Regions from separate parts of the Mus musculus genome. Here regions 1, 3, 4 and 5 are each linked to region 2. A link is a loop called in an ENCODE intact Hi-C map of the cell type or tissue named here. Cell type or tissue: left cerebral cortex. All regions are shown on one strand. Each heading gives the region's core, and the rest is flanking DNA. Links, peaks and the distances in the headings are about the cores only.

Evidence for each region. A loop is a pair of places that touch in the nucleus more often than their neighbours do. Peaks named below come from ENCODE experiments on the same cell type or tissue, not always from the same donor. Only the 100,000 strongest peaks of a DNase experiment are listed, where the experiment ranks them.
Region 1: it touches region 2 in a loop (2.3-fold over the local background); 23 of 42 quality-filtered maps call a loop at or near these places.
Region 3: a loop joins it to region 2, with 7 times the contacts of the local background. A loop is called at or near these places in 27 of 42 quality-filtered maps.
Region 4: it touches region 2 in a loop (5-fold over the local background); 21 of 42 quality-filtered maps call a loop at or near these places.
Region 5: it touches region 2 in a loop (4-fold over the local background); 3 of 42 quality-filtered maps call a loop at or near these places.

The regions. Positions count from the first base shown.
Region 1 is chr7:38,070,232-38,076,540 of GRCm38, reverse strand. Gm30771 (a long non-coding RNA gene) reads right to left here. Exons shown (of 5, transcript XR_391291.4): 2 at 938-1,112. Among named protein-coding and RNA genes, the nearest start is that of Gm30684, 11 kb to the right of the region's middle. In left cerebral cortex, for the core only: a CTCF peak has its summit at 2,499 (motif pointing right); DNase peaks (open chromatin) are centred at 1,459, 1,795, 2,504 and 5,280.
Region 2 is chr7:38,138,430-38,144,738 of GRCm38, reverse strand. It overlaps Gm30912 (a long non-coding RNA gene), which reads left to right and starts at 505. Exons shown (of 3, transcript XR_391294.2): 1 at 505-637; 2 at 1,804-2,004; 3 at 2,764-2,869. In left cerebral cortex, for the core only: a CTCF peak has its summit at 2,817 (motif pointing right); DNase peaks (open chromatin) are centred at 2,477, 2,822 and 4,195.
Region 3 is chr7:38,058,634-38,064,942 of GRCm38, reverse strand. Gm30684 (a long non-coding RNA gene) reads left to right here and starts at 2,630. Exons shown (of 7, transcript XR_003946753.1): 1 at 2,630-2,750; 2 at 3,235-3,392. It overlaps Gm30771 (a long non-coding RNA gene), which reads right to left and starts at 3,663. Exons shown (of 5, transcript XR_391291.4): 1 at 2,964-3,663. In left cerebral cortex, for the core only: a CTCF peak has its summit at 3,723 (motif pointing left); DNase peaks (open chromatin) are centred at 3,695 and 5,534; H3K4me3 peaks cover 996 bases; H3K27ac peaks cover 951 bases.
Region 4 is chr7:37,371,337-37,377,645 of GRCm38, reverse strand. It overlaps a transcript of Zfp536 not described here. Among named protein-coding and RNA genes, the nearest start is that of Gm30483, 47 kb to the right of the region's middle. In left cerebral cortex, for the core only: a CTCF peak has its summit at 3,567 (motif pointing left); a DNase peak (open chromatin) is centred at 3,570.
Region 5 is chr7:38,083,106-38,089,414 of GRCm38, reverse strand. All of the region lies in intron 3 of Gm30771 (a long non-coding RNA gene), which reads right to left. Among named protein-coding and RNA genes, the nearest start is that of Ccne1, 21 kb to the left of the region's middle. In left cerebral cortex, for the core only: a CTCF peak has its summit at 3,247 (motif pointing right); DNase peaks (open chromatin) are centred at 1,405, 3,388 and 4,383; H3K4me3 peaks cover 1,637 bases; H3K27ac peaks cover 1,138 bases.

The DNA.
Region 1 (6,309 bases), core at 591-5,590, 68 kb after region 2:
AGGTTGGTCAGATTTATGGGCAGGCCAAAAGAGAACAGTTAGGTTCAGGAGCACTTGAACCCAATCAGCTTGCTTTGTTGCAGTTTGAATTGGAACTGCCGTCCACCAACTCATGTTTTGAATACTTGGTCCCCAGCTGGTGGGAATATTTTAAGAGTCGAGGGTCTACATGATAGAAGTAGAGCTACTAGTGATGGGGCTCTGATGGACACTCCAGGCACCTAATTCTATTCCAGCTCCTTCTGCATCCTGGCCCACGGCGATGCGAGCAGCTGCTGACCTCACACGCCACTGCCAGGAAGTCAGCCGTGATGAGCTGTGAAGCTGTGAGCCGACCAAACTTTTTCTCCTTAAGTCGTTCCTGTATTTAGTCATAGGTGATGCAAAAGTAATGGATACTGTTGATTTTTTTTAAGTATTAATTTGTTTTTATATTAATTTATTTTTATTTTATATGTGTGTATGTTTCAGCTGCACCCCCTACTTGTGCCTGGTGCCCACAGAGGCCAGAAGAGAGCGACAGGTCCTGGGAACTGGAGTTATTTATAGATGGTTTAAACTGCCATTGGTTGTTGGGAACCAAACACAAGTCCACTAAATACCTGACTCAGCCCTCTCTCCAACCTCAATGTATCTGCTTTTTACCCACAGCTAGGCTAGCAAAGAGCTGTACATTCCTGGCTTGAGAAGTCTTCCTTACCAGAGAGCCTCTTTCCCCCAAAGATTCAAGGATCTTTGGGTCTTTTGACCAATCTGGCACCAGGTCCCTGGAGGCCAGGGCAATGCAGAACTCGGATTGGCCAGAAGTTGTCATAGTGACCCCTTAGGGATGGCGGTGACCCGGAAGCACTTGCTTCCTGATTAAAGTGCTTCCTTATGGACTAGGACCTAAAATGGAGCTTTAGGTACAGAAGGTACTGGGATCAAATGCACAGACCTTCTAACATTCCAGAGGTAGGGTTTTGCCGGGTAGAAATCCGGGACTTCTTGTGTTCGGAGGTGGTGTTCTGAGCACTTTCCCTAAGTAGTCCTCCTTTTGGTCTCAGGTTGAAGTCGTAGCCCTGAACTTGCACTGCTTTCCCTCAGCCTGGCTCAAGGACTCCATGGGACTGCTGGTGTTAAAAAAAAAAAAAAAAAAGTGAAAAAGGGAAAATTGGCAGTAGCCCTATGAGTTAAGTCGACTTGATAAAATATTTCTTGTTTTCTCGAGTTTACATAGACCAAGTTTTCACTGTTGCTATGGGGTGGCTTGGCAGAAAGATGAAAATAAATCTGTGTAATTTATTTTTTTCCATGCGTCAAGTAGATTTCCGCTCGCTTCACACACGCACACACATGCACACACACACACACACACACACACACACACACACAGACGTGCGCACACATGCCTGCACATATAGGCTTTAATAAAATACTTAAACCCTTTCATGCACTCTGTGGAAGGAATAAATATGTACCGTACTTTCAACTTCTGTTCTTTGAAATACCATATGGTCCTCACCGTGGGCTTAAAATACTCTGGTGAGCGGATGCTTTCATGCACAGATAGCCAGGTGGAGTTATCCCCCCCCCCCCCCCCCGCCAATCTCACAAGGTTAATTAATCCTTTAAAATAGAGCTTGGAGGGGTCCCTGCGTTTGGAGCGCACAGTCAGAGGGAGGTGGCCAGCCTCTCTGGCCGAGGAGTGAGTACAAAGGCGGCGGCCAGGAGGACAGGGCCGGGGCGCGTGCAGCCCGATGGAGCCTTTGATGAGTGCGCAGGCACTCAGATACTCACAGTTTGTGTCCTGCATAATCAGGATAACAGGCTCATGGGTTGCATGAATAACTAAGTTTGTCATTGTGCTTAATTTCCCTCAAAAATAAAAGGGAGTAGGGGGAGAGAGGCTGCCCCTGTCTCTCAGGCTTCATGCATATTTATAAAGGGCAGGGAAGTGAGGCTGGGTGGCCGGGAGGTGTGCAGAGGAACCGTCCTGGAAGATCACTGCAGGGCACCGCGTGTTTGCTCTGTGCCTGTTCTGGACCTTGGTTTTCTCCTCCGATCAGGAGCATGAAGATCTCTTGCCCCGAGCTTTTGGTCCCCAAATAGGGTTGTGCAAAGGAAGAGGACCAGAAGAAGCCGATGCTGTACTTGTGCTGTGCTCTGTGTGTGTGTGTGTGTGTGTGTGTGTGTGTGTGTGTGTGTGTGTGTGTGTGTGTGTGTGTGTGTGCAACTGTACCTGTGTTGTTTCACTATTATAGTGTTCTTTTAATCCTTGTTTATTCCGGTGTAAAAGCTACACTTTATTTTAAATGGGCTATGAGTTTTATAACCTTTTTTTTTTCACCTTCCCTGACTCTTTTCAAAGAAAATTCTGGAAACCTCAAAGTATCTGGCTGTCTTCTTTGCCAAGACTAGTCACACTGCCTAGGAGTGGGGAGAGACTCCCCAACATCCCTTAGGTACAGGGTTTGGGGACCAATCCCAGGTCTTTCTCTCAGTAGCCAGCAGGTGGCACTTCTGAGCTTTCCGTTTGGCCACCCTCCTTTCCCACCCCAGGGTTCCATTTGTCTTCAGTAATATGCCACACAATCTCTTCTGATGCCCGTGCAGTGGGTATCACCCACACCCTGATGCACCTCAGCTACACAGGGCAGGCTAGTGGCCAGTCAGCTGTTCCTCCAGCCTAGGGCAGCCTACTCACCCTCCTCCTTCCATGCTAAATGCAGGGGGCTTCCAGAAGGAGGTGTCATTGTAGGTGACCTGCGCCACCTCCCACCCCCCACCCCCCCGCCACCCCTGCCTCAAGACTTCTGGAAAGGAAAGGGACCCAGAACCCAGAATTGGAAGACTGGGCTTTGCTTGAGGGGACAAATATCTTTCCACCCTTTGGAAAGGATACTGTCTGCTGACATTTCCTTGTCTCCCCACCCTGTACACCACTGAGTATGTGCTAGGTAGACCTCCCTAAATCCCAGCGAGGTAGCATGTGACTCTACCATTTCAGAGGAAGGGGAAAAGGCGGGCTGTGTGAAGGTGTCTTTCCCACTTTTAGCTCTGGGACATGGGTGGACATGGGAACCTGAGAGGGTCTCCCAAGGGCACTCAGCAGAAAGAAGCTGCAGGTCACTGCCCCTCCTGCTGGATCACTAGAGGAACATGATTCCAGATTCCCCCTTTTATGGCTGTCCAGAAGCCTGTCACACCTTCTGGGTATGTGGCAGGATAAAGGTGGAAGATGTGGCCAGAAGGGAGCATGCTGCCATGCTTATGAAGGGAACGTCCATGCTGTTTTGGAAAGTGAAGGTGGCAGGTGCACTCCTGGGGCAGGTGCAGTTTTGGGCTGCTGGCCTATTCCACCACTCTGTGAGCAGGTGCTGGGAAAACACAACAGGAGGACTCCCCTCCCTCCACCCCACGTGTGCTGTTCAGTGCTGTGGGATGATGCTGTGGAGTGACAGAGCCAGGGCATTCCAGCCAGGGAGGGGAGATTAATTTAGGGTGGTTACAAGTGTCTCCAGGAGCCATTCTGCAAGCCAGGAGGGAGGCCCAGGCTGCAGAGATCCATTCCCAGGGCTGCTGAATGACTAATGGCTATTGAGACATAATGTCCACCAAGTCACATCCGATTCTGTATTTAACGTTTAAATATTTAATTAATTAAATGTGCCAAATATTTAATTAAACACCATCAAAGCCACCAAGACATTCCACCGTGCATAATTCAAAGGCAAGCCAGTCTTCTCTCTAGGTTCCCGCCCTCCTCCCACAGTGGGGTCAGGTCCCTCTGTCTGGAGGGAAGAAAATCAGTTTGAGCCCAATTCTGAGACTCAGAACACAGCCTTGGACACTGGTACGTGATTAGACATCAGGTTGGCTGGGCTGTAGACAGTTCCCATGGCTCCCCAAGAGGTCTCCTTTCCCACCCCTTTCTCCTCCATCCCTCCCTGCCTTTTCCCCTCCCCTCTTTCTCCATCCTTCTTCTTTCCCTCTTGGCACACAAGTTTTCTCTCTTTAGTTCAGGATGGCCTGGAACTCTGATCCTCCTGCCTCAGCCTCCTGAGTGCAGGGATTACAGATGTGCACCACCAGGCCTGCTTCTGCCTCTCCTACCTCAGTAGACACCTGGTCGAACTCCTGGTGAAAGCAGTCCCATCCATCACCTTGCCTAGGGAGCCGTAGCTCCTCTTGTTGTGTCTTACTCTATTCTCACCTCACACTTCTCAAGCCTAGCCCATCACTGACTTCTCTCTGTGGCCACACCAACTGGCTTTTAGAATGGGTGCATATGAGCCAAGTACACTGGTGCACGCCTAAAGTCCAGTGTTTGGGAGGCAGAGGCAGGCAGATATCTGAGTTTGAGGCCAGTCTGGTATCTATATAGTGAGTTTCAAGACAGCCTAATGAGACTGTGTCTTGAAAATAAAAACAAAAACAAACAAACAAATGGGCGGAAAGCCAAAGTTCATCTAATTAGAATGATCCTGGAACATCTGGACTTGCAGTGAGAAAGAACATGAAGGAGATCAAAATGATGACAGCGAAGATAGACTTCATGGGTTCTCAGCCCAGCCTCTAGTCAGTGACAAGTTATTTCTCCAACGGCAGAATGAGCCAATTCAAGCCTGATTAGACTATATTAAAGGTGGACTTATTGGGAACTTTTGGAGAGTTCACTGGTCCCAAGCATTGAGGCAAGGGGAGTCACCATGGGGAGAAGTGGGAAGGGAGAAGAGAAAGAAAGGGCTTGCACAAAGAGAAAGAAAAGAAAAGAAAGAGAAGGAGGAAGGGGAGGAAGAAGAGGAGGAGGGGGAGGAGAGACTGAAGTGCAAAGTGTCTGAATTATATAGGAAAGAACCCTTGGGCTGGAAAGTTCTAAGTTGGGGGCAGGGTGTGCCAAGTGGGGACTGAGGGATGCTGGGAGAACCTGGAGGCCAGGTCTGCTTGGTACTTAAAATATGCATCTCAGTCCCTTGTTCCAGGGTCTGAAACCAAACACCTTGTTCCTCCATGATTTCTCTACCTATAATGTATGCGTGTAAGTGATGTGTGTGTGTGTGTGTGTGTGAGAGAGAGAGAGAGAGAGACAGAGACAGAGACAGAGAGACAGAGAGAAAGAGTAACTGGGCTTCTTGGTACTATATTTTTCCTTGCTAAATACAGATTTACTCCTTTATTTCTGTATTCGTACTCTGTTATCAGCCTTACTAACGTTCTGGACCACAGAGGGGGAAAAGTACAGTTAGTTCTTTCAGAGAGACACAAATAGACGGGTGTCTAATCCACTTTCTGTTTCTGTAACCCAATTCTTGAGACTTTTTCAGAAAAGGGATTTCATGACTCATAGTTTCTATGATTGAGAAGTCCACACTGGGTTGCATCTGGTGGCTTCTGATGAGGTCTTTGCTGCTCTAGGCACGATGGATTCCCCAACATATCAGGAGAGGGTAGATCATACGATCTTCCTAACCCAGGTTGGACCTGTTCAATAGATGTCCTAGCTTTAGTAGTTCTGGCCCTGACTGTCCAGAAGAGCCCATCTACACAGAGGTAAAAATACTGACACTGAAGCCTCTATAAAACATATCCTTTAAAAAAAAAAAAACAAAACCACAACATAATATGAATGCTTTCTCCTGAGTTAGTTTTGTTGGGACATTTGATCACAGCAACAGAAAAGAACCAAGTACACTCCCATTGGTGGTTGCTGCCAGGTACTGAGTCACAGGGACACAAACGCCACTCATAGAGTTTGGGTTTTGAGACTTTCTCGTTATGTAACAACCCTGGTTGGTCTCAGACTCTTTCTTCTGCCTCCATGGTGCTGGGATTACAGGATTACCCCCAGGCTGGGCTTGGTTGAGTTTGAAATGGAGAAAAGGCTTCCTGTTTTCAGCTCCTCGCTGTCTCTGCTTCCTTCTGGTGTGATAAACACCGGGACCAAAAACAGCTTAGGGAGGAGAGGGGTTTATTCCAGCCCATCACTGAGAAATTCTGGGCTCCCCCCCGCCCCCCCAGGTAGCAGTTATATGACGGGTCTAGTATAGAATAGATTTTATTTAAGGGCATGGGAAGGGGAGTTGAGAAGGGAATAGAGGCAGAGAAAGGAGGGGGAGGGGGGAGGGGAGGGGGAGAGGGAGAAGAGAGAGAAAGAGAGAGAGAGAGAGAGAGAGAGAGAGAGAGAGAGAGAGAGAGAGAGAGAGAGAGAGAGAAGAGGCTGGCCAGGAACGCGTGGAGAGAGAGGGGGGAGGGAAAGGGGAAAGAGGGAAAAAGGGTTCAGGGAGAGGAAAAGGGAACAGAGAGTCAGAGTAAGAGGGTAAGAGAGAG
Region 2 (6,309 bases), core at 926-5,925:
TAATGATCTGTTTCATCCAGGTCCTGTTGAAATGATCCCACTATATAGTGCAAGCTGGTCTTGAATTCAAAATCCCCCACTGCCCCTTTGGTTCCCACACTGGGTGCTGGGATTACAGGTGTCCCACTCGTCCCTGTGCTAAGCATGAACTTCATTTTGTTTTGAGCATGGTCTGTATAGCCCAGGCTGGCCTGGACCTCTCCGTACTCCTGCCACCAACACCACCAACACCTGTCTCGAATGCCCTTTCAACAGTCAGAGCTAGTCAGTCTGCTTTGTTTTGGGCCCCCAGGGGGTGACAGTGCAGGCCCTAGGCACCATTCTACCTGGCCAGGGGTTGTTCCTACCTCATTCCTGGGCCTCTTTTCTAACATTCCAGGTCTGCTCATGGTGCCTCCACAGGCGTCTGAGTTGTGCAATCCTAGGTAAGTAGGGGCAAGGTGACAATTTTTTTCTCTGAGGGACACTTACTTGGCAGGACCTGGAGACACTTTGGTTTTCAGAGCAGAAGGACAAGTGTTTCAGGTCTCTGGCTGGGTCATTCTGCCATGCACAGGGTGGCCTCTTAATGAACAACAGGGTCAGAGGTCAACAACACTGAGTCTGGGAAACCTGCCCCAGGTCCCTGTGAATGAAGGTTTGTGCTGAAGGGAGAAGGAGGAGTGGGAGGGGGAGAGGGAGGAGAGGGGGAGGGGGAGAAGAGGGGAGGAGGGGAAGGAGGAAGAGGAGGAGGGGGATGAAGGGGAGGAGGAGGAGGACCACCACCTTGACACATAGCTAGGGTTTTCTTCACACAAAAGGGTTCAGTGTGGAAGGCAGGGTGGTGGGAGGAGGGAGGGGTAGGCCAGGCCCGAGCCCACCTCCACCTCTCTACAGTAGAGGTCTGACTACAGTCAGGGACATATCCACCTACTTGCATGGAAGATGGAAGAGAGGTATGGAGGTTAGGGACCCTGAGTCTGGTTGGCCAGGCCTATTTGCCAGGCATTTGAGGAAACCTAGCTGTGCAGGCAGCTTGCTGGATGCAGGGATGCTCAGTCAAGAACAGGAAATCTGTACTATACGGACCACTGAGTATGACTGTCTTGGGTCCCAGGAAGCCTTCAGGGTAGTGCTGTGAGAGCCTAGAGCATACTCCCATGGGGTCCTTACTCAGGCCACATCAGACTCACGAGATCCTGATGTCCCCTTGTGCATACATGTGGATTTCCCTTTCTATCCTAGCCTTGGACACTGCCAAGGTCTACTTGTACCCCCAAGGTCTCTGGTATCTGAGACCACACACAAAACCTAGCAGCTTTAGAGATGGCCTGTGTACCCATTTCTGAGGTGCACAGCGGACTGACAGCAGCATTGTTGTGGCTACTCTCCAGAGACCTTCAAAATGGGATCTGTTGATGTCCCCTGACAGGAGGAGGGGGTGGTGAGGGTCTTAGACACTCCCCTGAGATTCCAGTTACTCTCCTGTGCTGTCCACTCATCTGTGTGCTGTTCTGACCCAGATATCTATGGTTTCTGGGTCTCAGAAGGTGCTAGAGTATAGAATGTGTGGAGAGTTACCTGAGAGTGGAGTAGTTTCTGTCTATGTAGCTATGGGGAATTCATCATCCATATTGGTGGAAAAGTCTTTTGGTGGTTTGGGGTTTGGGGTTCGCCTAGTCTCCTGTAAGCAATTCAATCAGCATGTTCCTCTAGTTAACCCAATAAATCCATTGGTTCCCAAGCTAGGTAGGCAGAATCATACTTGGTCTGTTGTTGGAGCCCCGTCTGGGGTAGCAGTTTGTTCTGTTGGTGTCTCCCCAGGTAAAACTTACCCAGTGCTGTGTCAGAGCAGGGAGGAGAGGTCCTGCTTTGCACAAGAACACCTGAGAATATCTGCTGAGACGATGAAAGCTTTGCTGTTGGCTCATGTCGCAGAGACTTTGGTGCTGGCTCTGTTTCTGAGCATTATGATGGGAGCGAGAAGAGGGAAAGATCTGCTCACAATTGGCCAAGAGGATGACAGTGAGTTTGCTCTACGACAAGCTCCTCCCCCCAAACCCAGTCAGCTATGAATCTACCAAAGGATTCATTCTCAGAAGGTAGTCAGGTCCTCTTGATCCATGCACTCCAGAAGGCCCAGCCTCTGAGCCCCACTGCCTGGAGCCAAGCCTTCAGCTCATAGTTCTGATGGACACTGTAAGTCCAGCACATAACAACCATGTGCAGAATGCATGGAGGGGCTGGCCACTCCCATAGGCTCTGCCAACAGATAGACGCTCTTTATTCTTATTTGTGTGTGTGTGTATGTGTGTGTGTGTGTGTGTGTGCCCGCACACGCACCTATGGTAGTATACACACAGCATGCATGCAGTGTTCATGGAAGCCAGAAGAGGGCGTCAGGTCCCCTGCAACTGGAGTTCCAGGTGGTCGTGTACTGCCCTGTAGGTGTTGTGAGCCAAGCCTTAATCCTCTCCAAGAACAGCAAGTGCTCTTAACTGCTCATCCATCACTCCAGCACCCTGATTGCTGGGTACTCCCTTCACAGCACTGCCTCGGGACTCTCGTAACTATATTCTGTGATGTCTGTCACAAGTCTCTCCCTGGTTCTATTTCCCCTGAGTGGAAGACCACCTCTCAGAGAACCTTTCCGTGGCCTCGCTTGAGGTGTGAGACACGGTACCTTACTCTCATAGGGAATGTGGGAGTCGTCAGGGGCTTTACTCCCAACAAGGAGAGGAGGTGTCCTCCCCTAGCCTTTCTCAGTCCCATTTCCTCTCATAGGCTCTTGCTTACTACTGACCACTGAGTTCCTCTACATGCATTGCCAGAAATGTCCAGCAGAGGGCGCCCAGCCCTGTGGATCTTTTTAGAAGACAGCCACCCTGGTGCCAGCCTGAGAGAGTCCTCATTCCAGGTAGCCTATTCTAAGCATCAGAAGAAACAAACACCTCTTCCTGGTCCTCAGGCCTGTGGACAGTCTTCTCGCAGACCAAGCACTGGTAGATATGAGCTGTGTCCTGTTTGTTACTCTTTCCTATTACTTTGGGTACAACTTAAACCTTCCTATCCAGGTTCCCAACAGGACCCTCATTTTGTAAAAATTAAAATTAGGTAATGAACTGAACATGACAGCATACACTCATAATCCTAGGATTTAGGAGGCTGAGGCAGATAAAGTATGAGTTTGAGGTCACCGTGGGCTACATAGTGAGGACCCCCCAACACACACACACACTTCTCTGTTTTTTGAAAGAATCTCTGCCCCACTCCTTATTTTAGACCCAAAGAGCCCTTGCTATTTCCCTAGGCCCGGGCTGAGATTCAAGAAAGACAAAGAAACATAAGCTGAGTTTGAAAACACAGAGCCCGTGGGAGCCAAGGTGTTTGGTGGTGGTGGTGGGGGAGGGGGGATCTTGTGCTCTGAGAATAAGTGCCAGGGCAGACCAGAGCAGGCTCAGTTCTTGAATACTACCGCATTTCTTGCTGTGCGGCCCCGAGCAGGTTATTTTACCACTTGCTACCTCAGTCTCCTTTTCTGCACAATGGACCTGGAGTCCCTCTCTGGGACAAGACAGCATGTGAAGAGTTAGGCTTAGAAACTACACAGTGGTTCTCAACGTCGGGGTTGCAACCCTTTGGGGGCAGGGGGGTCAAACAACCTTTTCCCAGGGGTCACATATCAGATATCTTACATATCAGATATTTACATTACGAGTCATAACAATAGCAAAATTACAGTTATGAAGTAACAATGAATATAATTTTACAGTTGGCACTGGGGGCCACTACACGAGGAGCTGTATTAAAGGGTCGCAGCATTGGGAAGGCTGAGAATCCCCGAGTGAGCTAGAATGTCAAATCTTTTTACTTCTCAGCCCTGGCATCATTACTGGGCTGAGTCTTAACAACAGGGACCAGAACTTGCCTGGTAGCAAGAAGGGGACACGGGTTAAAGAAGGTCTGAGTGGGCAGAGTTCCGGGAGCAGGAGCGGGGCTGCGTTTCCAACCTGGGCTGTATCAGACACGGGGAGAAGGGTACACCGCCCCACACTGGCAATGTTGCTTAGAGGGAGGAATCTGCTGCCTGCTAAGTCTTTACAACAAGAAAACTCATCTTGCTTCCGTGCTCAGCAGTGAGTAAAAACACAAATCTTTAACGTGTTAGAAAACAGCCTGCAATTTGAATCTCAGCTCTTCCTCCATCTGTGGCAGTTTGCACTGGTTTTTTTAGAGTGTCAGAATGCCTCGCCTCGGCACCAGCCTGCTGCAGACACCATCCACTGGGGAGACGCCTCCCCCAGGGCTCTGAGGAATCCTATTTCAGACACCGTAACACAGCCCCAGCCCCAGCCCCACACTGCAGAATGCCAGGATGTTCCCCCTAAGCTCTGTATGAGGGAGCCCCGGATTTGTGGTGCCTGGAGATGAGAGCGCTACCCTCATACCAAGCCATCTTAGGGAGATGAGCTGATGAGTTTGTTAAAGAGAACTATTTCAGAAGTAGGGTAGGACTACTCTGGGGCACAGTGGTACAGACCTATAATCTCCACTCCTGGGAGGCTGAAGCAGGAGGGTCATAGATCCAAGGTCATTCTGGGCTACAATGTAAGTTCAAGGCCAACCAGGGCAACTTGATGAGAGCCTGTCAAAAAAAATAAAATGTTTTTAAAAGGGACCTAGAGCTCAGCAGAAGAACACTTGCCTAGTGAAAAAGGCTTTATTAAGACACACTATCTTCTAATTTTTCTTTTTAAATTGTGTATATGTGATGGGTCTCTGTGTGTGTGTGTGAGGAGCCAGAGGTACAGGATCCCTTTGGAGCTAGAGTTACAGGAGGTCACAAGCTGCCAGACATGAGTGCTGAGATCCGAACTCAGGCCCCCGGGAGAGCAGTGCGCTCTCCTAACCTCTCGGCCATCTCTATGACCCTACAGCATCTCATCTTTATTGCTAACATTTGGAGGATTAAACATAACCCTCGTGAGCCTGCAGTGTGCCCCAAGGGGACCTCAGTTCAGCACCCTGGAGATGCATGGCTGGGCCTTCTAGAACATTCTGGGTCAGCCCATCCCAGTCTTCTACCCCCTCAAGAGCACCAGAACTGACAACTGCATCCTTGGGAAATTTGTGCCACTCCAGAGCTTTTTCAAATGACAACGAATCAAACAGGGGGAAAAAATAGCAATATTTTATAAGTTTTAAAATGCTATTTTAACACAAATCCCAGAGCAACTATAGCATAAATCAACAGACACCCAAAAGTATGTTTGTACAAGAAATGTAATAAGCTGGTATGAAAAACAGTGTCAACTGGTACAGATGGCAGAAAAAGCCAATATTCAAATGTATGCTGTTTTACTAACACATTAAAGATCAACATTTTGCTACCTGCTGCTCATGATAGCAAGATTAAAAAAACACACAACACACACATACACTCCCGAGTAATGTTATAACCCAGAGAATGAAGATTCTTAAAGAAATTGTCACATTCTTTCTATACTTCATCTGTTGGCTTTAAGGCTTTCTCCATTGAGAGAGACATTTGCATCTGAAAATGCCGCCCCTCTCCTATCTGCCTGGTGTTTGAGAACACTAAGGAGAAGGTGGGGAGATCAGAGCTTTGGTCCCTAAAGGTCCCCTCTAGCCTGGGATTGGGAATAGTATCACCCCACACACATGCATAGTGCCACCCTGTAAATAGCACTTGACAGGTTTCGGGATACTTACTCAAGCACTGTAACACTAGGGACCCCCAAGAGCCCTACGAGGTAGCAAGCCAGGAAACCTTAGATGCACGCAATAGCTGGCACAGAGGCTCAGAGATGAGAGGCAATGGCCAGAGCTTGCAGGATCTACAGGGAGCACACAAGGCCCGACAGACTACGTAATGATCATTGTAGAGCCCGTGGGCATTCAGATCCAACTTCATCGTGCTGGAGGCATCACAATGCCTGACCTCAAACTAGACTACAGAGCCACTGTAGCAAAGACTGTGCCTGCCCACCGACCAATAGAAGAGAACAGAGGCCCTAGAAACGAAACCACATGGTTGCAGCCAACTGATTTTTGACAAAAGGACTAAAATGCACTGGGAAAAGACAACTTCTGCCACAAGGTCCTGGGGGAAACTGGGTAATTACAAGGAGAAAAACAAAACTAGATCGATCCCTCCTTCCCTTTCCTTCTCCCTCTCTCTCCCTCTCTCTTTCTCTTTCTCTGTGTCTGTCTCTATCTCTTTGTGTGTATGTGTGTATGTCTCTCTGTCTGTCTATCTGTGTATGTGTGTGTGTGTGTGTGTGTGTGCCTGTCTCTCTCTCTCTCTGT
Region 3 (6,309 bases), core at 839-5,838, 80 kb after region 2:
TCATGCTTTCATTTTGTTTTGTTTTTTAAAATTGGGTCTGTGAGACAGCTCAGTGGGTTCAGCACTCACCACAGGCCCCACAACTTAGTTGGATCCCAGAACCCTTATTGAGGTGGAAGGAGAGAACTAGCTCCCCAAAACTGTTTTCTGGCATCCACAGACCTGCTGCAGCACACACTGCATGGTAAAAGAACTCTACAAAGAATTGACACAGAGTAAGATCCCTGTGGGGGTTTGAATAGGAATGACCCCATACACTCAGATGTCGAAATGCTTGGGACATAGAGACCGAGTATTAGGAGGCGTGGCCTTGTTGGAGGAAGTGTGTCAATAAGGCGTGGCCTTTGAAGACCCAGAAGCTCAAGTCAGCTAGCTCTCCCAGCTGCCTGACAATCCAGTTGTAGATCTGTCAGCTCCTTCTCCAGCACCACATCTGTCTGCCCACCACCATGCTCCCCTTCAGGAGGATAATGGAGTAAACCTCTGAACTGTAAGCCAGTCCCAATGAAATGTTTTCCTCATGCTCTCTCTTCACAGCAATAAAACCATACCTAAGATAATCACGATTATGAAGAGCAACAAAGACTATGGAGGAGCAATTTGAATAAGAAGAAAACAAAATATCCAAGGATTGTATGGAAGATGATTTCATCTTTCTAATGCTCAGAGAAATGCAAATTTAAATCAATATTATATTTTATATATTACACTGATGACAACTAAGCATTTTGACAATGTTGGGAAAATATGAAAAAAAAAGATGCTTATAAACTGTTTATAAGAACGTGAATCAAGCCGGGGATAGCGGTGGGTGTCCGTAACCCCAAACTTCAGGAGGATGAGGTGGTAACAAGACAAGACCCTAAGTTATGAGAAGAAGAAGGGAAAAGAGGAAGAGGGGGAGGAAGAGGAAGCCAAGGAGGGCAAAGTGGAGGAGTAGAAGAGGGGAGAGGAGGTGAGGGTATTTTTTTTTGTTTTGTTTTGTTTTGTTTTTTGAATGTGTCTCTCATGCACTGAGCTACAGGTAACAATGCCTAAGGATCAGAAAGATGTTCTATAAAGGTAAAGACCATGGAGAGCTCACAGACATAGAACTGTGTTTTACACACACACACACACACACACACACACACACACACACACACACACACACGGCTTTAGTCCTATGAGCATATGAATGAAGTGGAGGCAAAGTCCCCCTTCCCCACCACTTTCACCAGCACCTTCAGATAGAAGCGAAGACCTTGACTTCAGCCTTCTAAAACGCTCAGTAAATGACCCAGCAGATTCACACCTCACCCAGAATTCTGACTGCAGACCTGACATCGCTCTAAGCACTGAATCCATGCTAATTTGCTATTGTGGAGTAGCGGAGAAATAGACTTATGTGGGGGGCGGGGGTACCGGAGAGATGTCTTAGCTGTTAGCAGCACTTGCTGGTCTTGTGGAGGACATAGGTATGACTGACTCCCAGCATGACATGGCAGCTCACAACTGCCTATCACTCCAGCTCCATGGACTCTGTTGGTTTTTGGACTTTGCTGGCACCTGCACACACACACACACACACACACACACACACACACACACACACACACACACACACACATATTCAGATAGAAGATATGATAAAGGCAGTGTTGTCCTGGGACAAGGCCCTAATTAACGTGTCCAATTTTGAAACGTGGTAAATCTTGAAACCATGCACAGCTTGTCAGGCTTTCTCTCCTTACTGCCACAGCGGTCGGTCTTGCGGTGTCTACAAACATCTCTGCCTCACAGAGATGCAGAGAGACCCAGAGGGGTGGGGGATCAGACAGAGAGAACAGCACCAGAGCCAGCATGGTCCCAACAGTGTCTCCCCAAATTCTACCTTCTTGATCTAGAGACTTGTCTAGAATCCCTCAGTGAGGGGCTGGGGGCTTGGCTCAGTGGCTGGCAGTGACAGCATGCACAAACCCTGGGTTATTAAGTCAGCATCAAAAAGGAAAGGAGAAAAATATTTTGCAGTTTTTTTTTTTATTTCTCTGCATTATGCAGTAGGCCCTTGATAGCTGTAGGGAGTTGGTTCCTTCTACAAATCCTCCCAACCCGTGCACATGACGGTTTGCGGTTTGTATACAGCCTTTGTGCACACACCCATGTTCTTTAAGCCCCTCTAAGTGACTGCTGAGTCCTAGTGCAATGTAAATAGCTGCTTAATGCATTGCTTAGGGAACAAGGATAAGAGAGTCTGTATGAGGCAGTTTAAGGGTGAATATTTTCAATCCGTTGAATCCAGGGGTGACTTCACATATATTCAGGGCTGATATACTTTTTTAAAGATTTATTTATTTATTTATTATATGTAAGTACACTGTAGCTGTCTTCAGACACCCCAGAAAAGGGCACTTGATCTCATTTCGGATGGTTGAGAGCCACCATGTGGTTGCTGAGATTTGAACTCAGGACCTTCAGAAGTGCAGTCAGTGCTCTTAACCGCTGAGCCATCTCCCAAACCCTGATATTTTGTTTTATTTCAATTATTCCTTCCTTTTCTAAGGACCTCAGAATACTTGTAATATGCACACACAATACTGCAAAATTTGTAAAATACCCCCTCAATTATGACCAGAGAAGCCCTAACTTGTGACCCAATCCGTGGCCTAGGCTGGGTCAGCCAAGCCTAGTAGCCAGTGGCGACTAGTGCAGCTGACAGTGTAGCTCAGGCTCCCTCTCTGGGGGTTGGGCACACATGTCATCTTGACTAGGTGGGTTTCCCGCCCCCCCCCCCCCAGGTCTTATTAGTGTAAGGTGTGTAATGGTCAGGGTGGGGCTCTTTATTTTTTAGCCTCTTAAAGGCTCTAACTGTGACAACTCTCTAAGGTCACTGACTAAGAGGTTCAAGTCCAACTCTTCCCCTCCCCCCTCCCCCCTCCCCCCCCCCCGCCCCGCAGCCCCCTCCGACCCCTGCCTTCTCTGACCTGCATGGTTTCAGTTCCACCTGGCTTCAGTTTCCCTCTCTGTGGAATGGAGTTCAAGGCACACATGACTCTCCGTTGGGTCTTCAGGGGCAGAGGATTCTGGCCCTGTACTGATATACTTGTATGGTTTGATCTCCAGGGGCTCATAGTGAGCCCGGTCTAGATACTCTTCTCAGACTCCTCATCCCCCCCACCCCTCGCCCAGTACCCACGCTGAGCTCAGAAAGAGCCCTGGGATTTACAGGCATTTGGTCCCCTTCATCATTTACAGCGCTCCGGGCTAGATGTAGCCTGCTTTAACTGTGATGGCATTCAGTGGGGCCTAGCTGGGCGTTAAAAACGGGCAGATCGCAGGGGGCTCTGGTCGGCCCTGTGCCACCCGTCGGAAGTCGAACCGGGTGACGCCTCGGGGTTGAAGTGCGTGAAATGGTAAGGAGGGAGAGAACGTTCTAATCCGCCTGGGTAGGACAATCCAGTCACTCTGGCGGCCCGGGGCTCGCCCACGCTGGGTCCCCGCAGGGGCTGATTGCTCGGCTCCCTAGCTACAGACCAAGCCAATCAGCGCGCTCGCGCCGCGAACAGCAGGCGGCGGCCCGCCAAGGGCGGGCGGGGTGGGACAGCGGGGAGGGCTCTCGGGTAGCACACCGGCGGGCCAAGGCGCCCAGCTCCCGGAGGTGCACCGCGGGTGGGCTCCGCTGGCCGGGGCAGCGCTCCCTTACGGTCACGGGATCACAAGGCATCTGCTGCCATCTGGTGGCTGCGCTTCGGCAGCTGCGGCGCCAGGGTTTGTAGGGTTTACAGGGCTCACAGGGCTTGCAGATCCCTGCTCATCCTTAAACCACGCCACATAGCCAACAGTGTCCACGCTGCCACCTCTCGTCCTGCTCGGGATTCTCCCAGCAGAGTGAGAAAGCCAGCATCTCCGAGGAGGCCGTGTGTATCAGTGGCGGCGCAGAGAGCTGGGAGGCAGGCTTGGTATGACCCAGCTGAGTAGGATCACCTCTGTGAACTCTTTTTCATTCTTCTGTAAGTTAGAGCGGTTAGATGTGCATGCCTTGGGGAGCCTTTGTAATGATTAACTGGTGAATTCAAGTGAAGATGTAGTACGTGGTCAGAGCGCACACTAACTGTTCCTGAGTGTCTTAAGTTAGGGTCACTATTGCTATGATGAAAACCATGACCAAAGGCAAATTGGAGAGGAAAGGGTTTATTTGGCTCACACCTCCACATCGAAGTCTATCACTGAAAGAAGTCAGGGCAGGAACTCAAACAGGACAGGAGCCTAGAGATAGAAACTGATGCAGCCGGCCATGGAGGGGTGCTGCTTACTGGCTTGCTCATCGTGGCTTGTTCAACCTGCTTTCTTACAGAATCCAGCCCCAATGACCCAAGGATGGCACCACCCAAAGTTGGCTGGACATCCCCCATCAATCACTACTTAAGAAAATGCCCTACAGAAGAATGTTTGTTAACGGAAGCATTTTCTCAACTGAGATTCCCTCCTTTTAACTTTAGCTTACGTCAAGTTGACATAAAACCAGCCAGCACACTAGGATAGACTGCAGATGCCAGGCATGTGCAAGGCACAGGATGAAACACACACACACACACACACACACACACACACACACACACACACACACACACTCACAGACAAATGAGTTCGAGAACTGATCATGTTTTGGATTCTTCACTTCTGCATCTGTGAACTGGGGATACCAATGCTGGCTTCCACCCCCAAGCTTGGGTAACTAACACGAGTCTACCACTCCCAAGATAGATCTACTGGCTGTCCTGGGACTCCTAGGCCTTTCTTCCAACTGTAAGTCGATTCCCCACCACTCTGCAAGCTCTCGAAGCTGTGTCCAAACCTGGAGACTCTACCTCCTGTCTTACAGATCAGACTTGTTTTTCTGTCTCCAAACCCTCTCTCCAGGGTCACAGACTAAAAGGTCCAAATATAGAACAGATCATTTTCTCTGACCCTTTTCAATGAGGCCCTACAGGGACAGCCACCTCACCCCCTCTAATAAGACATGGTAGGAGGAGTCAGGTGGTAACAGTACTTGCCTCCAAGTCTGACGACCTGAGTCTGATCCCCAGGACCCACGTGATGCAAGGAGAGAAAGGACTTCCTTTTCTGACACACAAAGAATAAATATAGTAATACAAAATTTAAAAAAAGATATGGTAAATTGAAGGGTAGTAAATACCTCTCCAAAAAGGAAAGTTGTCAGATGTGATGGCACAGCCTGCGGTCCCAGCATCCAAGGCCCTGAGGATCTGAGGATGGAGGAGGCGAGGGAGGGAGGGAGGGAGGGGGTGAGAGAGAGAGAGAGAGAGAGAGAGAGTCCTGAAAGCCTGCAAGCAGCCACTGTCCCAGAGACATGCTGAGCAGGTGGCTTCACACAGTGTCCATGGCTTCTCAGCATGCAGCAGCAGGAGGGCTGCAGAGCAGGGTGTGACAGCCAGGTACAACCTGGACAAAGTGGGATGTCTCAGTAGTGCTAGTGCTCTCAGCCTGTGGAAACGCCGGCTCCAATTCAAAGGTATCAAATATTTGCTTAGCTGTTCAACATTTCTTCAAATAATATACTCACAACTAATTCATATCTAGACTCGACGTCTTCATCTCTCTCCAGCCTCCCTCCTGGATTAGCTGTCTTGTCTATTCTGGGAGAAAATTGCCCTACATTCTAAAAATAGGCCTTGCAGCCCGGACACCGGCATGTACCATCAGAGAAGGCTTTATTTATTTATCTTGAGAGCTGTCCCCTGGGGACAGCTGCAGTCGAGCCTGGGGACACATTCATCAAACAGCTCAGGTACATGTAGGGGGCTGGGACCACTGAGATCAGTGCTGCCTTCAAAACAGGCCATGGTCTGTTCCTGAGGATGCTCTTTGACACTCAGGCAGGGAATGGGTTCTCAGAGACAGGACCTTCTCTTCTCCAAATATGGTTCCTTTTGCTCTTGGGGGTTAGAAGCCCAAGATCCAGGACCCAGAAGAAGTGAAAGAATGCTTATGATGGATGGGGTCTTGGATAGTAGGGGCAGACTCTGGTTGTAATGGGACCCTAAGTCTGAAGGTCAGAGGCTCTGATCTGACCTCTAAAGTTGGAGCCTAAGGAATGCTCACTTCCAGTTTTTGCTCTCCCCAGTCTCTTGGTATTCTCCTGGCTGGTTCCTGATAGTCTGCAAAGACTGGCTGCTGTGCTCCCAACTCAGAGGCTTTGCCCATGGCCTCCTGCATTATACAGAGGGGCAGACAGGCAGCTACCTTTAGACCTCACTCCATTCCGGCTTCTTCTGTGTCTCCTTATCACAGAGGGGGATACAAAGCCTT
Region 4 (6,309 bases), core at 738-5,737, 770 kb after region 2:
TGGGCCCCCAGTCACCTCACCTCCTCCTGCACAGAGTCGAAGATGGCTCCCACTTGCTCCGGAGTTATCAGTCCTTAGGTAGCCTGATTCCTCCCTCACCTGTTCTGCCGCGACGCTGATCTCCTTTGGAAACACTTGTCTGCCGCTAGCATCTGCTCACATCTTCTCTTTGTGGACATAAGAAGGCAAATAAAGTAGTTTTATTTATTTGTTTTTGGCAGTTGTCATACCCATCCCAATACACCAGGCTCTCTGCCTTTCAGATTTTATTCTCTCTCTCTCTCCCTCTCTCTCTCTCTGTGTGTGTGTGTGTGTGTCTGTCTGTCTGTCCTTCTGTCTCTGTCTTTCTTTCTCTCTTTTTCTTTCTGTCTGTCTCTGTCTCTCCCCCCCCGCCCCGTGTGTGTGTCTATCTTTCTGTCCCTCTCTGTGTCTTTCTCTGCCTCTGTCTCTGCCTCTGCATGTGTCTCTGTCTCTCTCTGTCTCTCTGTGTGTGTGTATGTGTGTGTGTGTCTGTCTGTCTTTCTGTCTCTGTCTTACTTTCTCTTTTTTTCCTCTCTGTCTGTCTCTGTCCCCCCCCCCAATGTGTGTGTCTATCTTTCTGTCCCTCTCTGTGTCTTTCTCTGCCTCTCTCTCTGCCTCTGCATGTGTCTCTGTCTCTCTCTGTCTCTCTCTCTGTGTGTGTCTGTCTGTCTGTCTTTCTGTCTCTGTCTTTCTTTCTCTTTTTTTCTCTCTGTCTGTCTCTGTCCCCCCCCATGTGTGTGTCTATCTTTCTGTCCCTCTCTGTGTCTTTCTCTGCCTCTGCCTCTGTCTCTGCCACTGTCTCTCTCTGCCTCTCTCTCTCTCTGTCTCTGTCTCTCTGTCTCTCTGTCTCTCTGTCTGTCTCTCTTTCTCATCTTCTCAGTACACAGCAGCCCAGGCTATCCTCCACCTCTCAGTCTTCCTGCCTCTGCTTCTCTAGTGCTGGGGATATAGCTGTGTGCCACCAGGCTGAGCACTTCATTAGGTTTTAGAAAAGCATGCTTAGTGTGCACAAGACTCTTGAGTTCAGTTGCTAGCACAAGGAAAAATAAAATAAAATAAAAGCACCACAACTCAGTTTCTAGGACCGTTTTGCTAAGTCCCTGGTTCAGGAACAGGCATTTCCTTCCCCTCACAGGTTCATAGCAGTTAATCCAGGGCCAAGAGTGCTGACCCTCAGCTGTTCCGGGGGAGGTGGGAGGTGCTGGGGCTTCCCTGACAACCACCAGGAGAAGAATCTGGCTCCCATTATGGGTCGTAGGGAGTTGTAACGTTTCCCACGAGCTGCTCGGGAAGCCTTTCATCTGAGCTCAGCTCTAACCTGGACAGTTTCCTTCACTTTCATTCCTGTGCAGCCTCTGACCTGCCCCTGTGTCTAACTCTATGTTTTTGCTATCCAGGGACTCCCTCACTTTCAGGTAGCATTGTGGGCTCAGCCTCAGGTGGGATTTGCTTCCTCTCTGGCCTGCATTCCCTGGACTCAGATAAAGGGCTGCCCCTCTAAAAGCTGCCAGCCACTGTCTTCAGAGACTTGGAGCAGCAGGCATTCCTGTGAAGAACATGGGCTACAGGAGCAGCTTTTGAGCCTGACCTGAGGTCCCAAGAAGCCTTCCTTAGATGCACTTCTCTTCTGCCCCTCCTGACCTCATTTCCTCTTTCAGCACGCACAGTGTAGACAGATCTTTGCGCTACGACATTGCTCTCCAGCTGTAACTTCCATGCCAAGTTTAAAAGTGAGATCCTTCCTAGAAACCCACGGGCGTTCTCGACCTACATAACAGCAAAGGGCCAGGGTGATGGCCCAGGAACAGAAGGTGCCAGGTTCTCCCCTCCGGCAAGAGCTGCTGGCCTTATGCAGGGATCCAATTGCAGAGGCGACATCAGCCAACAAAAATTTCAAGAAAGTATGACTCATAATTAGTCCTTTTGACATTGTTTCACATCAAAAGACATAGTCTGTGTTCTGTGTCCCTCACCCGAACATGGAAACTGCTGGAGTTTGCACGCACAAAGGGATTTGCGATTTTAAAAGCTTAATAAAGGCTGTCCACACAAAACACACACACACACACACACACACACACACACACACACACACACACACACGCCAGTTGGTTTCTTTAAAGTGGATTTAATTAGGTCAGAGAGCCTGTTACTTTGGGGGGGGGGGAGTGGCGCAGGGTGACGATCATTTAAACCATATTTTCAAGTTACCATGTTGTACTCTGCTAGACGGTGCCTCACAGATCCACACACGAGAAGCGAGAGCTAAGAGCTCCCTTGGAGCCTTAGAGCTCCTTTCTCTCAACTACTGGTTCTTCATGAAGAGAGGCCACTGTCCCTTGCCTCGGAGTTATGGGGTGGCATGGCTGGGGCATGTCATTCTGACGTTTACTAAGATTTCTGAGACCCAGGTCCACACCGAGGTCTCCACCCTTGTCAAGGAGCTACCAGCAGCTGCTGCAGACGTGGAGGGTTGGCCCCAGTCAGCCCCTGGGCCATTTTGGTAGCGATTTATAGATGGACTTTGTGAGTGAGGAGTGGGGGGGAGGGAAGGGAATCAAAGTCACAGGTGCTCCATTATAACGACTGGAACACTTACAGAGTCGGACGCTCTGTCATTTAATAAACCTAAAAACGAAAAAGCTTTTGTCTGTAAAAGGTGACCAATAGAGAAAGAGTTTGGATTATATGATATCTCATAACTTAATCATATGGCTCTTAAGAGGGGGACATACACAGCTGTGTCTCGCTAATATGCATGCAATATGTGTAAGCCGATATGCTTTAATTCGAAACTTGTTTTTAGCAGGAAGAAAAAAGCGTTTAGATGAGGAACATTAAGATTCAATATTAACCATTTTCCCCCCTTTGGGCAAAATTAGTCATCACTTGATATTTTTTAAAGCAGTATTTTATTATTATTATTTTATTTTTACTTTTTATTTTTGCTACACTGAGATGTGTCCAAAAATCTTCAAAGTTATGTGGCAGAGTGAACAGGAGACAGCAGCAGCCCGTTTTTAGCTGTCAGGGGACAATGGGTTTGGAAATATGGATTCTTTCTCTTTTAGCTCTCAAGTCTTCTGTTAAATACCCCAGACCAAGGGACAGGGCAAAGGTTAGGGTAGTTTGAAAATGGTTTCCGGTTTTGTGCTGCCTCTATTAGGCACACACGCTGGCGTTTTAATTGTTACTCTGTACTACTTTAACCTGAATTATTTAAGTATATTTGCCTTAATAATCTTACCCCCCCCCCAAAAAAAAAACCCACCAAGACAAAGGAATTGTAGATTAGAGACTTTTTATTTTCAGGGCAAAATGATACGGATAAGTGAACATCAACTGACCAGAAATTATTTGCTTCTGTCTGTTAGACACGTAATGGAGTCATTTAACTAGTCAAATTAGGAGCCGCAGAAAGCACCATGCTTCATTACTGAGTTCGAATGGGCACCATTTTACATTTACGTCAAAAATTATCTCATAGCAAATTAATGTTTTCATTGTGCCGAAAAGCTGGAGCTATGCAGTATTAGCACCACCTAGAGGCTGCTTGGAGAACTGCTGGGGAGGGAGGCAGCTCATGCCAGGGCCAGATCAGGTTATTGGCAGCCTGGATTAGGCACAGCCCGTACATGGCGAGGGAGCGAGGAGGTAGGACAGTTTTCCCGATCTCGGGGTGATGCTCTCTGCTCCAAAATATTCTCAGTCTTTGATACTCACTCAAGTCCTGTACGTAGTTCTACTTAAGATTGTAAATTATTTTGTGTGTTTGGATGTTTTGCCTGTCTGTGTGTGTATCACATGCGTGCCTTTCCATTCCAACATGCAGGGGCTCTGAAAGAGAGCAGAGAATCCCCTGTTGCTGGAGTTACAGATCATTATGAACTGCCGTGTGGGTGCTAGGAACCACACCCAGGTCCTCTGTAAAAGCAGACATGCTCTACACACTGAGCCATCTCTCCAACCCTCATGCCTGTACTTCTTATTTCTCTCATACTACACATGAGCTCTTTTTCCTTCCCAAGACTTACGCTGTATGCAGACATCAGATGTAAGCCAAAGCAGTGTTTCTAACATAAATAAGAGTCCTGTCTGCCATGGCTTTACCAAAGTGACATCATTATAACCTATCTTTTGTTAGTGTCAAAATTTTCCCTGTCTGGGAAGAGACACCATAAGATATTCTTTCCTTTAAAGCCACATAGAACCAGCTCAGCTCCCATCCAAACAGGTTAGGAAGGTTCCTGGGCACCCCAGGAGTGCTGGCTTCTGCTTAGCGTGGAGAGAAATAATTTAGAATAAAATGGCAAGCCCTTCCCAATAAAAATATTTATGAAAATGATATGAAAGCAGTCGGTGGCTCTGGGAGAGCATGGAGCATACTCTCGGAGCAGAAGCAGAGAGAAGAATCGAAGCATATAAATAGCATTGAGGACTGGAGAATATTTCTAGACAATATTGATGTCTAAAATATATGTGAATGACTGCGTAATGATCAAGGCAGACATAATTCAAAGTACAGTCGGGAGCTGGCCTCCAACTCCCAGCCTTCAATTCTCCAGCAGACATCTGTTTGCTGAGAAAACCTCCCTAACAGCTGCTCCACGGGAAGGGGACAGAGCCCAGGGCAAGATGCAGAGCTGACAGGTTCAGGAGGTTCCTAGGTGCAGAACTAACTAGTGACCCCTCTCCCACTCTCCAGGGTGCACAGAGCCATTCTGTTTGTAGATTGGGCGGAGGGAGGAAGCGGTTCTGAGAACCAGGGGAGCAAAGATCTCCCTGGGGAGTCTCGTCAGGGTGCCCAGGCTACAACATCTCCAGGGCAGGCCCATCACATCACCAGAGGCTCTGGTCTCCTCTGTCTTTATCCACCAAGCTACCTCTCTCCTGGTCTTTAAATTTTCCTCATGCACCAAGTAGGAACTGAGGATTCTTTCAGAGGGAATTGCAGGATCCCCACCACCACCACCACCACTGCAGTCCCCCTCCCCTGAGCAAAACATAGTACGAGTATGTCCAAGCAAACGACAGACATCTATGTTGATCCTAACAGTCTCGGTGTTTAACTAACTTGCAGGAGACGATCCAGAAAATGTTCTCAATTCTCTAGCTTCAGCAAAGATGCAGTCTAAGGTTTTAAAGACAAGATCTCCTTCTTTTGAAAAATAAACAGCTGTGGACCCACAGGTGAGCCAGCCAGAGCCATGTTTGTTTGCCACACTCAAGCTGGCCAGAGTCTCCTTTACTAAGTACATTATTTTAAATCTGTGCTTCAAAAGTTCAAGAATTCCACAATGACCAGGAGACCTCAGATAGGGTAATGAGAGATGAACCAGGGAGGCCAGTATCTGAGAGTCTCTCTCTCTCTCTCTCTCTCTCTCTCTGTGTGTGTGTGTGGGGGGGGGGTTCAAACAGATACAACAATATTAAAAGCAAGCTACAAGCACTGTGGTCTTCTCTTCCCCTTTAAAATGCGAGGGAGGGTGGGACTCCTTTTTAAACCTCTTCTCATGAATCTTGCCTGCCACAGTGTCTCAGAATTCATGTTATGTTTACCAAGGCCAGGCCGGAGGATCGGATAATTTATAACCATCCCTATTGGGTTTTATGTAATAACTTTGAAACTCGTATAAAGTAATGATCCACAAACTCTTTTAATGTTCATTATAAAATATGAAATATTCCTCAGAACCATCGCAATTATGTGACCAGACATAACTGTTTCACACATGAGTAAATATAGGGAGGTTTAACATAACTTTATTATCTCCGTGTCTTTCCTTCACACTGATGTGATAATGCTGTTTTAATATTTTTTTTTCTAAAGAAAAGTTAAGTAATTTTAGAATCTCTACCGAGGCCCGCTTTATTGGCTTTTGTAATAGAACTCTCAAATCTAATTGTATTTATGCACAGACTGACACTGGTAAGTGCCAGGAATGGAGGGAAATGCCCCCTGGAATGGTGTCCTCCATAATTACTATGGAGAGCAGGGTCTCTGCTGGCAAGGCCTGGGGGACTGGGGAGTCCGACCCGGAAGCAAAACTGCAGAGTATGTCCACTCTCTCCTGCATCCTTCTGCCTCTAACACTGTTTGTTGATGTTCAATAAAGGAGCAAGTGAGCCTGGATAGGATAGGGGCTCTGGACAACTTAACTTTTCCTTCCTCATCATGAGGATCCTATCTGCCTCCTGCTTCCTCTGCGCCTGGGGCTCAACCTTTTGTTTCCTGAAGAAATTTCTTTCCTCGGGATGCTACTGATTTAGTTAGAATTGGGTACCTTT
Region 5 (6,309 bases), core at 920-5,919, 55 kb after region 2:
CTGGCCTCCCAGAGCAACTGCAGAGTCTCTCTCTCTCTCTCTCTCTCTCTCTCTCTCTCTCTCCCTCTCCCTCTGTGTGTGTGTGTGTGTGTGTGTCTGAAAATATCATTCAGGACTGAAGATCTTTGTGTGTCTCTAATACTATTCCTCATTAAAAGACTTTATGTAGACCAGGCTGTCCTTGAACTCACAGCAATCTGCTTGACTCTGCTTCCTGGGAGCTAGAATTAAAGGCATGGATCACCACACTCAGCAAGGGCTCCTTATTAAAGAAGAGGGAAAGGTAAGCAAGAGGGAGGGGAGGACAAGGGGGACAGAAGAGGATAGTGATGGGAGGTAACGGGGGTGGGGGGAGTCAAAAGGAAGGAGAGTGGGAGGGGGGAAGGAGGAAAGAGACCACGCCTTGGTCCTTGCTGTTATTATACTGAATTTAGTTGGCTACCTATCATTGCCCTCTCACCCCAGGCTCATGGAAGACTTTCTAAACTTGCCTGTGATTCTCTCTTTTCCTGCTGAGCGGAGCCCCAGGAGGATGTGGCTGGCCATCCAGGGCAGGGGAGAGGCCTCAAGGAAGCATCTATCCAGTGTCTAGTAACAAGTGACTGTTCTTAAGTGAATATAAACTTCATCAGCATAGGGTGGGGATGGGGTTGGGGTACAAGTGCCAGGCAGTAGGCAGCCATCAAATTAGGGCCCTGCTGAGTCTGATGACATAGCTTGTAGTCCCAGGTCCTCAGGAGGCTATGGCAGGAAGATTCAAAGTTCAGGGACAGCCCCGGTAGCTTGAGTCTCAAAATAGAAAGTGAAAAGAGGGAGGTGATTCTAACTCGTAGACTGCACTTGCCTAGTATGTAGGAGGTCCTTGGTTCAATTCCTTGTAACACATACACACACACACACACACACACACACACACACACACACACACACACACACAATGGGAGAGAGGGACAGAAGAAGGGGGGAAGCAAGACCCATAGGGGTCCGATGAGTCCAAGTCCTCAGCAGCAAATTCATGGGCATAGTTGGGAAGGATCATGATGCTATTGTGGGCTTCAGAATTGTTCCCACTCCATCTCTGCTATTGCCACCCTGTTCCCTCCACTGGACTGGTGATCCCAGCCTTCTGAGCCTTTGCTGAAAGGACTGTGGCTGCGGTAGGCTGGGCTGGTGGAAGGTCCCACGTGCACAGCTGCTGGACCCTGGCATGTGCTGATGCTATTAAAAACAAAATACCAGCACTGCCATCCCAGCTCCTGGAGAAAGTCTCTGCATGACAGCCTGCGAAGTAAGCTTGTATTTGAATTTCATCTGCAACCCTGTTGCCTCCAGACAAACTCAAACCTGCACAGATGGCCCCTCGCACCAAAAAGTAAAAATAACAAAAAGCTGGCGATTCCGAGCCTCCCTTTTTCTCTGGGCAGATGTGCAGCAGCACATTTTGGGAGGCGCACCGTCTGTATCCCCACGCTGCATCCTCTCCCCTCCTGTGTGTTCACACTTCCCACCCTCTGGCTTGCTGGTGGGTAGCAGCTGTGGGTAGCCCTTTGGATGGGCTTGTACAAGTGCCTAGAGTGTCTGAGCCTTTGTGTGGAAATTGGGATCTAGAGGGGGAAAGTTAAGAGTTGAAAACACCTCATCTGTTCTCTACTACCCAAGGTTGGTCATGGTATCTATGAGAGGGCTCAAGGGAGAGCAGAATGGGTAAGTGGGTCAGGAGACCAACAGAAGTGGAGAAGGAAGGGCCATGTGCACTAGTGCACAAGAGCAGGAGGCTAACACCAAGTCCCAGCTAGCCTTGGGAGACCAGTGGATCGTTCACTTTTCCTTAGCTGAGGACAGAGATTCTAAGCCCTAGGGTTATAGTTAAGAGCTGGAGAAAAGCCCAGAGAGCATCTCTCAAGGTCACCATGGGTCAAGAGATGGCCAAAAGTCAGAGCAGGCAAAAGCCCTACACACCATGGGAGACTCAAGTCTGGTGGGCCACGTGACCTGAAGCCCCACATTTCATTCAGAAGTGGTAGCTAAGGTTTTGGGTCCCCTAAAAAGTCAGAGGAGATTAAATTAGAGTAACAACGGTCAGAAGAAGTAAGAAGTTTATGAATCCAGAGACATAGCCAAGCCACAATGCTATCTAGTTTCAGGAAGGGCTCCATCTGGGTGTTCAGAGGCGTCCATCTTGCCCAGCTTGGCTTGGTTCTGTGCTGACTTCATTCTCCACTTGCTATTTTCCAGTATCTTTTAGGCTGACATTCCTGCCGGCCAGAACTTCCCTCTCAGAGTATCAAGCTGAATGAATGGTCCTTAATCACAGTGGTCAAGGAATGTGGAGCTAGGGCAGGACAGGCATGTGGCATGAATCAGTCCCTGGGGCAGAACTCATCATCGGAACTACCTGACACCACAGAAGCAGGGGGTGGGGGTGGGGGTGGGGGTTGAGGTGGGGGGTGGGGGTTGAAGGGAGGGAGGGGGCGGCTGTCAGTGGTCTGGCAAAAGCAGCAGATACAGAAATAGCACAGAACCTGGTTAAGGCCTGAACAACAACAGAGGTGAGCTGCTGAACAGCGGCATCCTGCATTTCACAGCAGGACTCTAGCTGTAACTGGGAAGCCATGGTCACCCACTCCCCAGAAGTTGCTAGCTCCATTACGCAGTTTCAGTGACTGGCTTGGAGAAGCAGGCCTACCCCCATAGCCTCGGGGTTGGGCACAACTCAGCAGGGTTCTGTTAATTCTTCCTTTCCGCTGTGTCCTAGGGCTCCCAGTGTTTTGGCTTCCATATACCTTTTCCTCAACTTCACTCAGAGTAAAGAGGCAGTCCGAAGGAGGGTCTTCCCTAGCCAAAACTCCAAATTCTCTACAGAAAGCCTTTGTGCACCACGGAGCAAACCACACGGAGTGAGCCCAAAACCCCATGGCTGTTCTGGGAAGCACGGGCACAACACACGTGGTTGAATGTGCAAGGGCACTAGTTAGAGGGCATGGGGAGATTAAAAACAAAAGCATCATCTCAGAGGGACATATTGAGGCTGGAATGTTGGTAAATGAATCTGGAGAAACTGAACAAAACGGAGGCTCAGCAATTTGCCCAAGGTCAGACACTGAGCCTGGCTTCAGGGCCTACAGCTACATTGAGCTGCCTCGGAGCCTTAGCCTTAGATTAATGGAATGTCCCATTAACAAGCTCCTGAACCCTCAAACCCAAAATTGGGAGGGGCCCAGGTATGGGTTTTCAGGGCCGCAGGACCTAGCCGCTTAAGCCTGAAGAGGGCGCGCATTCCTCTCCGGGACTGCTGGCAGCTCAGCCTTTCTGCCTGGAGCACGCTTCCTACCAGTCCCAAGCACTCGGGTCCCCCCTTTTAGGCCTCCTCGGGCCCGCCAGTCCGGGATGACAGCTTGGCTGGGCCCCACGCCTGGACTGCGCCCGGTACGGCGCCTCCCCCCGGTCACGCGGCACAGATGGGAGAGGAGGAGGACGAGGAGGAGAGGAAAGGAGGCCCTTTGGGGCAGAAGGGTAGGAACCCGCTGCACTGGGCGTCGCCTCTGAAAGGGGCTCTGTGCGGCTCGGGGAGAAGAAAGGGGCAAAGAAATGGAGGAGGAGCTGTGTAAGGAGCAGTGATGCAGGCTCAGGTGTCCGGACCCCACCGCAGTGTTCCAGCCACACCCAGACGGAAACCATGGTCGACGGTTTGGCCTGCGCCCGTCTCTAGACTGCTAGCTGGGGGAGCAGGCACCCCTGTCACCTCATTGTGCACGGAGCAATAGGCCTCGCCATGTTAGCCAGACCAAATGTAGCCCTTAGGGCAAGGGCAGAACGTAGGAGTCGGAGCCCAGAACCTCTTGCCACGCAAGCCACAAAGCAAGGCCCAGGAGCCCTGCTGTCCAGGGCAGATCTTGGTGGCGCCACTTTCCAGCCACGTGGCTTGGAGCAAGTTTCTTTACTTCATCTGTGAAATGGGAGAGCGCGCACGTAGTGGGGTTATTATGTAGGGGGGTTTCGTCCCCTAGGGCTGGGCCTGCCTTGGTCACAGCTCTCACCAATGCAGCGGGATAAAGAAACTGAAGTTGGGGACAGAACCAGGCCGCCCCAGTCCCGCGCCGCCCAAGACCTCCATGCGCGCGCGCGCGCGCACCTTACCCGCCTCCTCCTTCGGAACCCGCAGCCCCGCCCTTCTGGCTCAGGCTGAGCTCCACGTGCGGCGTGTTTACACACGTGACTCCAGGGCCCGCCCACCCAGCCTCCGCCTCCGATCCGACCCCGCCCCTGTCCCCGCCCCATGTCCTCTGCGGCTGCGCGGCGTCGAGCTAACGCAAAGCGCCTCTGTAACAGAGCCAAAGCGTAGGTGGATCTCTGGGTAGGCGGGACTTTGGGCCTCCTCGTGGCTTCCTCGCGCACCGCGAGGGGGGCGGGACTGGACGGTCACGGGCGGGGCCAAGTGTGAGCGCAGGCTCTAGGCAGGGCGTCGCGTGGGCGGGGCTGAAGAGAGCTGGGCGGTGGCGCTGGGGTCCGGCGCATGCGCAGGCACACCAAGCTGTACAGCTTTCAGACCTGCTTTCGCCACGTTCCTAGTCCTGCCCCTGTGTAGGCTGAACCAGGTAGAACTAAGAAGGACACATTGACGCCCACATTTCACTGCGTTTTGGGCAAAGACGGGCTCTCCAGGATTCTCTTCCCTTGCCCTCCTGCTATTTCTCCCTTTCTTCTGGATTGGTTCGGTGCAGGCCTGTTGTGGCATCCTGTTTGTCTTTGATACCTTACCAGTCATACCATTGAAGCTCATTACACCTTCTCTTTTTCCTCTCTCCCTCTCTTCCATCTCTCTCCTCCGTTACTTCCCACCCTCTTCTTTCTCTCTCATACTAGGGATTGAACCTAGCCCTGAAGCGAACTGTCCTTGTACCGTACCGCCACCCCACTGGGTCCAAAGAATTTCAGCACCTACATGATGACACAAGTGGAAAATTGCTTCAGTACCGTGCCTGCCTGCCTGCTGCCATTTTTACTTTTTCTTTTTAGAAACCAAGTTTGCCCAGGCCTGCCTTGAAGTCTCTTCGTAGACCCAGGCTAGCCCTGAAGTACCTCTGTTAGGCCCAGGCTGGCCTAGAATTTGTGATCCTTCTGCCTCAGCGTCCCAAATAGCTGATATTTACAGTCAAACCCAGCTTCCGTAAACCCTAAGCAGACTCCGAGATCGTGCTTTATCCCTCACCACTAGCAGACTTCCTCCTAGATGTATCACAAACCCTTTTAAGCCAACATATATGGAGTGAGCCCCTTTTTTCTCTGAACTTTGTGTCACACCCCATTTCTGCAGTGCTTAGCACTGCAATCCACCTTCTCAGGAGGTTAGGCCTCAGACAAAGACAATTAGTCTTGATGACTGAAATTTAAATGCCTTGTAATCTCCCTTCCTAACCAGGGAGCATTCGGGAAACAGAGGTGGCCAGATCTCTAAATTCAAGGCCAGCCTGGTCTACAGAGCTTGTTCCAGGACATCCAGGGCTACACTGAGAATTCTTGTCTTGAGGGGGAAAAGAAAGGATCTCCCCTCCCTTCATTGTCTGCTACACTCATGTCTGTGACTCCAAAAGAGCCTCACACTGTATCTGTTTGGATTTTTAGAAGATCTGCCATCCTGTTTGTCTTTCCTCAAGTCTAGCTAACATTTCTAAATGATTGCATTAATTATCTGTAGGGAGAAATCCAAACCTCTTCATTAAAAGAAAGACAGGAAAAAAGACAAAGGTGTCTTTGGCTCTCCCTCTTGGTTCCAAGACCACCAAAATTATCAAAACTGAGGATACTAAACCTTTACAGAGGATAATGTAGTATCTGCTTATAACCTGTATATAGCGCTCTGTGTCTCTAGAGTATCATACTTAATGCCATAATATATATTATATATTATGCTCTATTGTCTAGGGAAAAACATAATTTGGAATTTTCTATGGAAATTTTCTATGGGATGGTGTGTATGGTATGTATACACCTGCGTGTTCCCATGCAGGTGTGTGTGTGTGTGTTTATGTAGCTGTGTATGCAAGTACTGGTTTGTGTGTATGCTCCTGTGCAGATGTAGATGTGTTTATATGCAACTGAATATGCAGATGGAGGTGTGTTTGTTCACTTTTGTGTGCAGGTGTGTGTGTGTGTGTGTGTGTGTGTGTGTGTGTGTGTTTCAGAGGACTATTTCCTGTGGTGTTCCTCAGGACAGAGTGACTCACTTGCCTAGAAGTTGCCAAGTAGGCTAGTGTGGCTGCCAGCAAGCTCTAGAAATCCTATCTCAGCTCTGAAACAGTGTGTGCAAAC